Regions from separate parts of the Homo sapiens genome. Here region 1 is linked to region 2. A link is a contact called in ENCODE Hi-C or POLR2A ChIA-PET data. All regions are on one chromosome and are shown on one strand. Each heading gives the region's core, a stretch centred on a gene start or an enhancer-like site at or near the end of the contact. The rest is flanking DNA. Distances are from core to core; before and after follow the strand shown.

Region 1 (3,278 bases), core at 486-2,985, 300 kb before region 2:
TAAAAATTTGGAGCAGCAGTAAGATTATTTTGTTATGGTGTGTCTGAATTTAATATTTAAGTATACGCTGCAAAGGGCTTTGCCTTATTTGGTATTTTTCATTCTGCTAATTTAGATTTCAGGAGCCTCAGATTGGGGCTCTAGTTCGCCATCTGTTGGTCCAATACCCTTCTACTGTATTTTGTGGAATTACTATTTATGTGTGTATGTGTGTACAATAAAAAAGTCAAAGTTTTTCCCCAGGGTTGTAAATTAAAAATCCAAGACTAAAGACCTCTTTTGGATGTGTATACAAATATTAGTTTATTCTTTGTGTAATTTGACCCTATGACTCCAAACTGCCTGCCTTTGGTATTTGAGAACTATGACTATGCTTGAGAGTGTGATTTTAGGAGTACAAATGGAAATTCGCAGAAACCTAGGTGCAGATGTTGCAGGGGCAGGTGAGTTAGTGTAACTTTGTGGGAAGACTAAAACCGTTCTGTAACGACTGTGAGGGTGTTTTTTGATAAGCAGAAGTGACGTATAATGCCGGATATTGGTTCTGGTAAGCCACAAAAAAGTGTGAAGCATTTTGCGTCTTCCTTTTTGGTAGTAGAGCATACATACCCTTCTTATCTGCCGAATTTGATGATTTAATGATTTGAACGATTTTTTCTTCAGTCATTTAAGCCAGTTTTGATGAATCCTAGATTAGTCTTTTAAATCTCAAGATACTCCACTCATCTTTTGGCAACTTTAAAGGGTGGTAGAATTACACTTTGTGTGACACTTTGTATTACATTATGTTTATGAATTCTTTAAGTCTAGGAAAGGTTCCATTATTTTAAAGGTCCTATTTTGGGGACAATATAAAGTTCTGTACTGATAAACTGGTCATGAGAAATGATAAGGTGCCACCACTTTAAACCAACTCTGGTAACGAGGTGGGAAGTTGGCTTTTTGTTGTGAGACTTGTGTTTCTTTATGGAGTTCTTTGTTAAACTTTTAGCATGGCAGTGAACTTCCTTTTGGTGGCGGCAGGAAGCATAAATACTCATTGTGTAATGCCATTTGCCTGTTTTGGCGGATCTGCCAAGCCATGACACCCAAAACAAGACGCGTGTTTCTTCACGAAAACTACAGTTCCCAGCGGGCCCGGCGCCGGCGGGGCCATCACTTCCCCTCTGGCTCCCGGCTGTCCCTTCCCGGGCTGGCCCGGCGCGGGCCCTGGCTGGGGCCTGCGCAGTGACTACGTGCACCCTCCCCACCCCGCCCAACTCTGGTGGCTGCGGAGCGCGGTGCTGGGGCTAGTGCCCAGCCGTGCTGCAGTATACGGAGGCTGGCTGCTAGGGACAAAGGGCGGGCGGCGGAAGCCGCTTCACTGGTCAGGGAGCTTTCTGCAGGGTTAGCCTTGGAATAGTGTGGTGCCGACGGCCTTACCCTCTTTACTACACAGTGCAAACAGTTCCTCGCTCACGTCCTCTCGCTCCGCGGCGCCGGCCCGCCCTGCCCCTCAACTGGCGAGCCGCACCGCCGGCCCCAGCACGGAGGGCATGTGACGGCGTCAGTGCCTCAGGTTAGACTCACCTCGGCCGCAGCGAGGGCTGGCTTCCCCCTGCCGCAGTGCTGCGTGCCGTCGCCGCACGTCCGGGGCAGCTGGGGCCGGGCGCCGCGGCCTCCGCAGATGGAGGTACAAAAACATCGGCCACGGCGAGGAGCCATGACTGAGGCGGCGGCGGCCGCGCCTCCTGGCGGCCCGCGGGGGCGGCGCGGCGGGCGCCCCCTGGCGGCGCGCCGGGGTGGAGCGGCCCTTCGCCGCCGCAGCCGCAGCCGGCGGAGGCGCTGCTGTCCCTCCTCCCCGTGTCCCCGGCGCTCGCCCGCTTGCTCGCTCGCTCCATTCTCCCTCCGCTTCAGATTAAAGGGGGGGAGGGAAAAGGAGCTCGGCCGCCATTTTCCCAGTGCCGCCGCCACCGCCGCCACCGCTCGCCGAGCCGGCGGGAGAACCGAGCACCGTAGCGAAGCCGACTCGTCTCGCCGCGGCGGCGCGGGGGGCGGCTGAAGCGCGCTCCCCGGCTGGAAAGAGGCGGCCGGGGGTGGCGGCCTGGGTGCGGGTTCGGGCTGCAGACGGCGGTGCTTGTTTGTGCGGGGCGGGGGGGCGGTTTCACTCTCTGCCCCCGCCCGCCCGCCCTCCCGGCCGGGCTGCGGTCTCCAGCCGTGCTCGGGCCCCGTCGGTGCGGAGCAAGGCCGGGAAAGGGCCCGAAAGAGAAGAAAAAGCAGCCGCTCCCCGCCGCCGCCTTCCCCTCCCCCTCTGCCTCGCCCCCCCGCCCGGAAAGTCAGGGCGGCTCCGGGCGTCGGGGGGAGGAGAGCGGCGGGCCCGGGCCGGAGCCGCCGTCGCGCGCCCCCGCCCGCCGCTGGCCCTCGGCGCCCAGGCCGGGGGGCTGTTTGCAAACTGCGCCCATTTTGTGGGGCTGAATCCGCCCGGGCTACGCTCCTCCATCACGTGGTAGGTGCTGCTGCTGCTCCTCTCCTCCTCCTCCTGCTGCCCTTTCTCCTTCTCCTCGCTCTCCCTGTGGCTCCCATTTCTCTCTCTCTTTGTTAGTTGTAACTAGAAAGGCAGGGCAGGGTAGAAAAATCCCCCGGAACTTTAAATGGCCTCTCCGGGCTTCCCTGCTGCGGGTCCGGGCTGGGAGTCGCCCCAAGGGCGGGGGTGTGCGGGGGCCCTTCCCCAGGAGCTGCCGCCTCGTTCGCCAGCTTTTCCTTTGGCGTTCTATTTAAAAAGGCGGCCTGAAGAACATGATTTATTCCCGTAAAAGAACCCCCCAAACAAACTCTGGCTCTCGCCTTGAACTTCTCTTGACTGCAAAAGGCCTTTCTCTGCTCGAAACACACATCTTGGCGCGTTGCACGGTTTGTATCACAACTCTGATTGTTTCATTTATTATTTTTGTTGCCTGTAAATTCAGGTCACTTACGTTTTCAGATGTAGTCTCCCTCAGGCGGACTTTTTTTTTTTTTAAACTAAAGAGGAAGAGGGATTTATTTGCTTTTAAGTGAGTTGGAATCTTAACTGCCTTTTTGGGGGCCTGTTTTCCGGCTGACGGTCTTTTGATTCTTAGCAAATAGTTTGTTTTCCATACGATAAACAGCGCTACTCCCGTGTCTTACTTAAAAATCCTCGTTTTCCAATGTTGGAATCCCAATGTGGATTTATAGAGAAACGTGCTACTTAACTATTGCTTACTGATTGCTTTAGGGGAGAAGGGGTGACATGATGGCGCCACTTTAAATTGCTCTCT
Region 2 (3,391 bases), core at 608-3,107:
AGGGCGTAAAGCCGGAGAGGCCCCGCCAGGGCTCCCCACCCATCCCCGGATGGGTAGCCAGCGTCCCTCGCTGGGCAACCTGGTGTGGCGTGGCCCTCAGGACACTTGGGGTGTAGGGAGGGGCGAGATCCCTCTGCCGCCGCCCGCAGCGCGCACGGAGACTCGAATCCCATCCCTTCAGAAGCTTCCCGGCGCCGGCAGACTCCGAGACGAGGCTGCGCGCGGTCACGCCCGTTCCATGCGTGCCGGGGGTCGGGGGGTTGACTCGAGTTCATCGAACCCAGCAAGCCTCGAGATCCAACAATGGGCTCGGAAATGAGGAGCGAAAAAGGAAAGAGAGGCGCATGGGCGTAGGGGGGAGGTTGACTGAACACCCTCAGAATAAAAGCCAGAAACCAGGGCTGGGAGCGCAGATCACGTAACCTCTACAGACAAAGCAAAGAGCCCCCGAAGAAGGTGCTGGGCGAACGCCCCCAGTGCTCACGCCCGCAGCAGCAAAACGCCAAGATTTCAGCGCTGATTGTCCCCCTCCCTTTAATGCCAGGCCCCGCCCTGTCCTATGAAGCCCGGCCACCCGGTTTGGCATGGCACCGTAAAGACGTGACACGCCGAAAAAAGATGGCACCTCGCGTTCCGAGGGGGAAAAAAAGGGGGGCTGGGGGCGGGAGTGGGAGGAGGCACAGCCTATCCTCCCCCTTCCTCGCCCACCAGGGTCCACACCCACTGCCGCAGTGAGGGGCGAGCCCTGCGCGCCAGCCCCGCGCCTCCGGCAGGGAGCGCACACGCCGGGCGCCCTGCGCTCCGAGCGCTGAGAAAGAAATCCGCCCCGAGATGCACCTGCAGCCCCGCGCCCATCCGTGCGTGGCTGCGGCTGTGCGTGCCCGCGAACGGGGACCAGCGGCCGCCGAGTCCGTCCACATCGCCAGGCCAGGTGAACCCTGCCTTTGCGAGCGTGCACAGTGGGATCCGCGCACTGTTCTCAGGCACGGCGCTGCTCGCGTCTCTGTGCCAGGCGTGCGCAGGGGGAAGGGCAACTAAAGTGACAGCGCGTGGACCCCTCCCCATCTCCTCGATTTCTCCCAGCCCCCAAATGTCCCCTACGGGTTTCTGAAGGAGGAAAAGGGGAGGGGGCCGGCCCCCGCCTAAAATCAGGGGCAGTGAAGGCCCTGTCGGAATCACTGCTCGGGAGGTGCAGGGAGGGGCGTGCAGGGAGTCATCTTTTCTAGAACCCGATCCACGTCTTTCTTAGAGCTGATGGCGAACAGCGGCAGGGACAGCGGATTTCAGATTCGGTTTCGGGGGTCGTTATCGGACCCCTCCACACACACACACACACACACACACACACACACACACACACACGCCCATTGCGGCAAAAGGCTGCAGTCGAGAGTGAAGGGCAGCCCCCTCCCCCAAGTCACCGCCGCCGCGCCCCACCCTGCCGGCACAGCCTCCACCTGGGGTCTGCGCGAATCTGGTGGTGAAGACCCTCCAGCACACACACACGCGCGCACTCACGCGTGCGTGCATCCCTTGCTCAGGTCCCTTTCCAGGCCGCCCTGGCCCCAGCCCCCGAGCAGGGGAGGCAGGGAGGGGCCCTGCGGTGGCCCCGACCGATGCCCGGCGCACGAAGCCCCAGTCTGCGGAGAGGGAGGGCGAGGGGCGGCGGCGCAGGGGTGCACAGAGGCGGACGGCGAGGCAGATTTCGGAGCCGCGGCGCTTACCTGATAGTCGACAGAGGCGAGGACGGGAGAGGACAGCGGAGGAGGAGAAGGTGGCTGTGGTGGCGGCGGCAGAAGGTGGGCGGTGGCAGCGGCGCTGCTGTTGGTGCCGGAGCTGGTGGGTGGCGGTGACTGCGAGGGCGCGCGCCGGCGAAGAGGGCGCGTTCCTGAGGCCGGCGGGCGGCGCAGGCGCGAGCAGCGGGAACGCGAGCCTCCCCAGGGGAGGGGGCGGGCAGCGCGGCCTCCGCGGGAGCCTTCTCCTCCGGCCACTAGTGGGCGCGCGCGAGCGCCCTGCCGCTCGGCCGTCCGGCGTCTCCCGGCTCGTTCCTCTCGGCGCTGCCCTTTCGCGGTCCCCCTCCCGCTACGCCTCAGGCCGCGGCGCTGACCGCAGCGCGCACGCGCGTTCCGTGGCGCACGCGCTTTCTCCACCTCCTGTAGTTGGAGTCTTTGTGTCGTTGCGGGGGTGGGTGTCCTCCTTCGGGCCATGCGGGGTCGGGGCAAGGCCAGTGGCTCCGCCGCTGGGTCCGCTGCCCTTTACTTTCAGTCAGCCTGGGGCGGTGTCCTCTCCTACAGAAGTCCTGAGCGGCCTTCCACGTGGCCGGCCCTCGAGTCCGTCCGCCCCGACCCTTCGTAGTCCCGAAACCGCCCCCCTGGCTAAGGTCTCTTTCCCCCAGGCTGCTTCCTTTCTCCTTGCTTTTTTCCCACCTTTTTTGTTACTGACCAAGGTGAATCCTTTCCTTAACAAATCGGCTTAAAGCAAGCTAACTCAGTTACAATACAGTAGAACTGTACTTAAAAAAAAAGAAACGTGAATCTAACCGTTACGTCAGAAAAAAAAATCTTAAATTAGACGAATTTCAAACAGTGCTTAACACATCGCAGAGCATTTGCAGTTATTTGTATCACGTCTTTTGAAACACCTTTATGCTGTAAATAGAGCTTGAAGTCTGAATGTTTAAGGGCCAGCTAGAGATTGTCCCCTGGAAGACGCACCTCAGCCTGAAACTGACCAGTGGTCCTCATTCTGCTGGTCGCCCAGGCCCCAGGCTTCGGCCTTAGCTTGGATTTTTCATTTCCCCAACATCAAGTTTAAGCCCAAGCAGTGGGATGATTTCTATGTAGGGGGGTTTAGGGCAGCCATCTCCTCCTAGGGAGATGGGAAGTTGTCTTGAAGCTCCAATTTGCATAGCTCTTATATTCTTTTTAAAAAATCAACATATGTTATAGATTAATAGAAAAAGCAAGTAAAATGCTTTATTCACACAGTTTCTGGAACTGACCTTTTTCTCCTTTTTTTTTTTAAATGCATATTAACTTTATTTTTAAACAGAGGGGCATATACCCAAAGAAGTAGGAGTGAGAACCACCATGGGGGCTTGCTCAAAGCAATCTGCCCTAGCCTTCTGACTACAGAATGTCTCATGAGCCAATGGCCTGGAGATGGAGCTGCCCCTTGATGGTGTACACCTTAGAAAAGTCAGTGGAATTGACCTTTTTTTGGAGACAAGGTCTTGCTCAGGCTGGAGTGCAGTGGCACAATCGTAGCTCACGGCAAGCTTGAACTCCTGGGGCTCAAGCAATCTTCCCACCTCAGCCTTCTGAGTTGCTGGGACTACAGGTGGGCACCACCACACCTGGCTAACTTTTTTTTTTTTTTTTTTTTAGAGAGG

Evidence for each region. Hi-C counts contacts between places; a loop is a spot of excess contacts on that map. ChIA-PET counts read pairs that join two places held with the same protein, here RNA polymerase II (POLR2A). Pooled maps may share reads with other maps.
Region 1: a loop to region 2 is called in a map of mammary epithelial cell, with 9 times the contacts of the local background. The contact joins the promoter of KANSL1-AS1 here to the promoter of MAPT in region 2. A Hi-C loop is called at or near these places in 4 of 168 maps with a recorded cell type or tissue (dorsolateral prefrontal cortex, mammary epithelial cell and posterior cingulate gyrus) and 13 of 50 pooled maps. POLR2A ChIA-PET finds 5 or more read pairs at or near these places in 2 of 52 experiments (CD8-positive, alpha-beta T cell and activated CD4-positive, alpha-beta T cell).

The regions. Positions count from the first base shown.
Region 1 is chr17:46,192,030-46,195,307 of GRCh38, reverse strand. It overlaps KANSL1-AS1 (KANSL1 antisense RNA 1), which reads right to left and starts at 1,735. Exons shown (of 2, transcript NR_034172.1): 1 at 1,570-1,735. It overlaps KANSL1 (KAT8 regulatory NSL complex subunit 1), which reads left to right and starts at 1,879. Exons shown (of 15, transcript NM_015443.4): 1 at 1,879-2,485.
Region 2 is chr17:45,893,020-45,896,410 of GRCh38, reverse strand. MAPT (microtubule associated protein tau) reads right to left here and starts at 1,857. Exons shown (of 13, transcript NM_001377265.1): 1 at 1,725-1,857. It overlaps MAPT-AS1 (MAPT antisense RNA 1), which reads left to right and starts at 898. Exons shown (of 2, transcript NR_024559.1): 1 at 898-931. It overlaps MAPT-IT1 (MAPT intronic transcript 1), which reads right to left and starts at 628. Exons shown (of 1, transcript NR_024560.1): 1 at 1-628. RefSeq lists enhancers at 143-1,028, 1,029-1,914.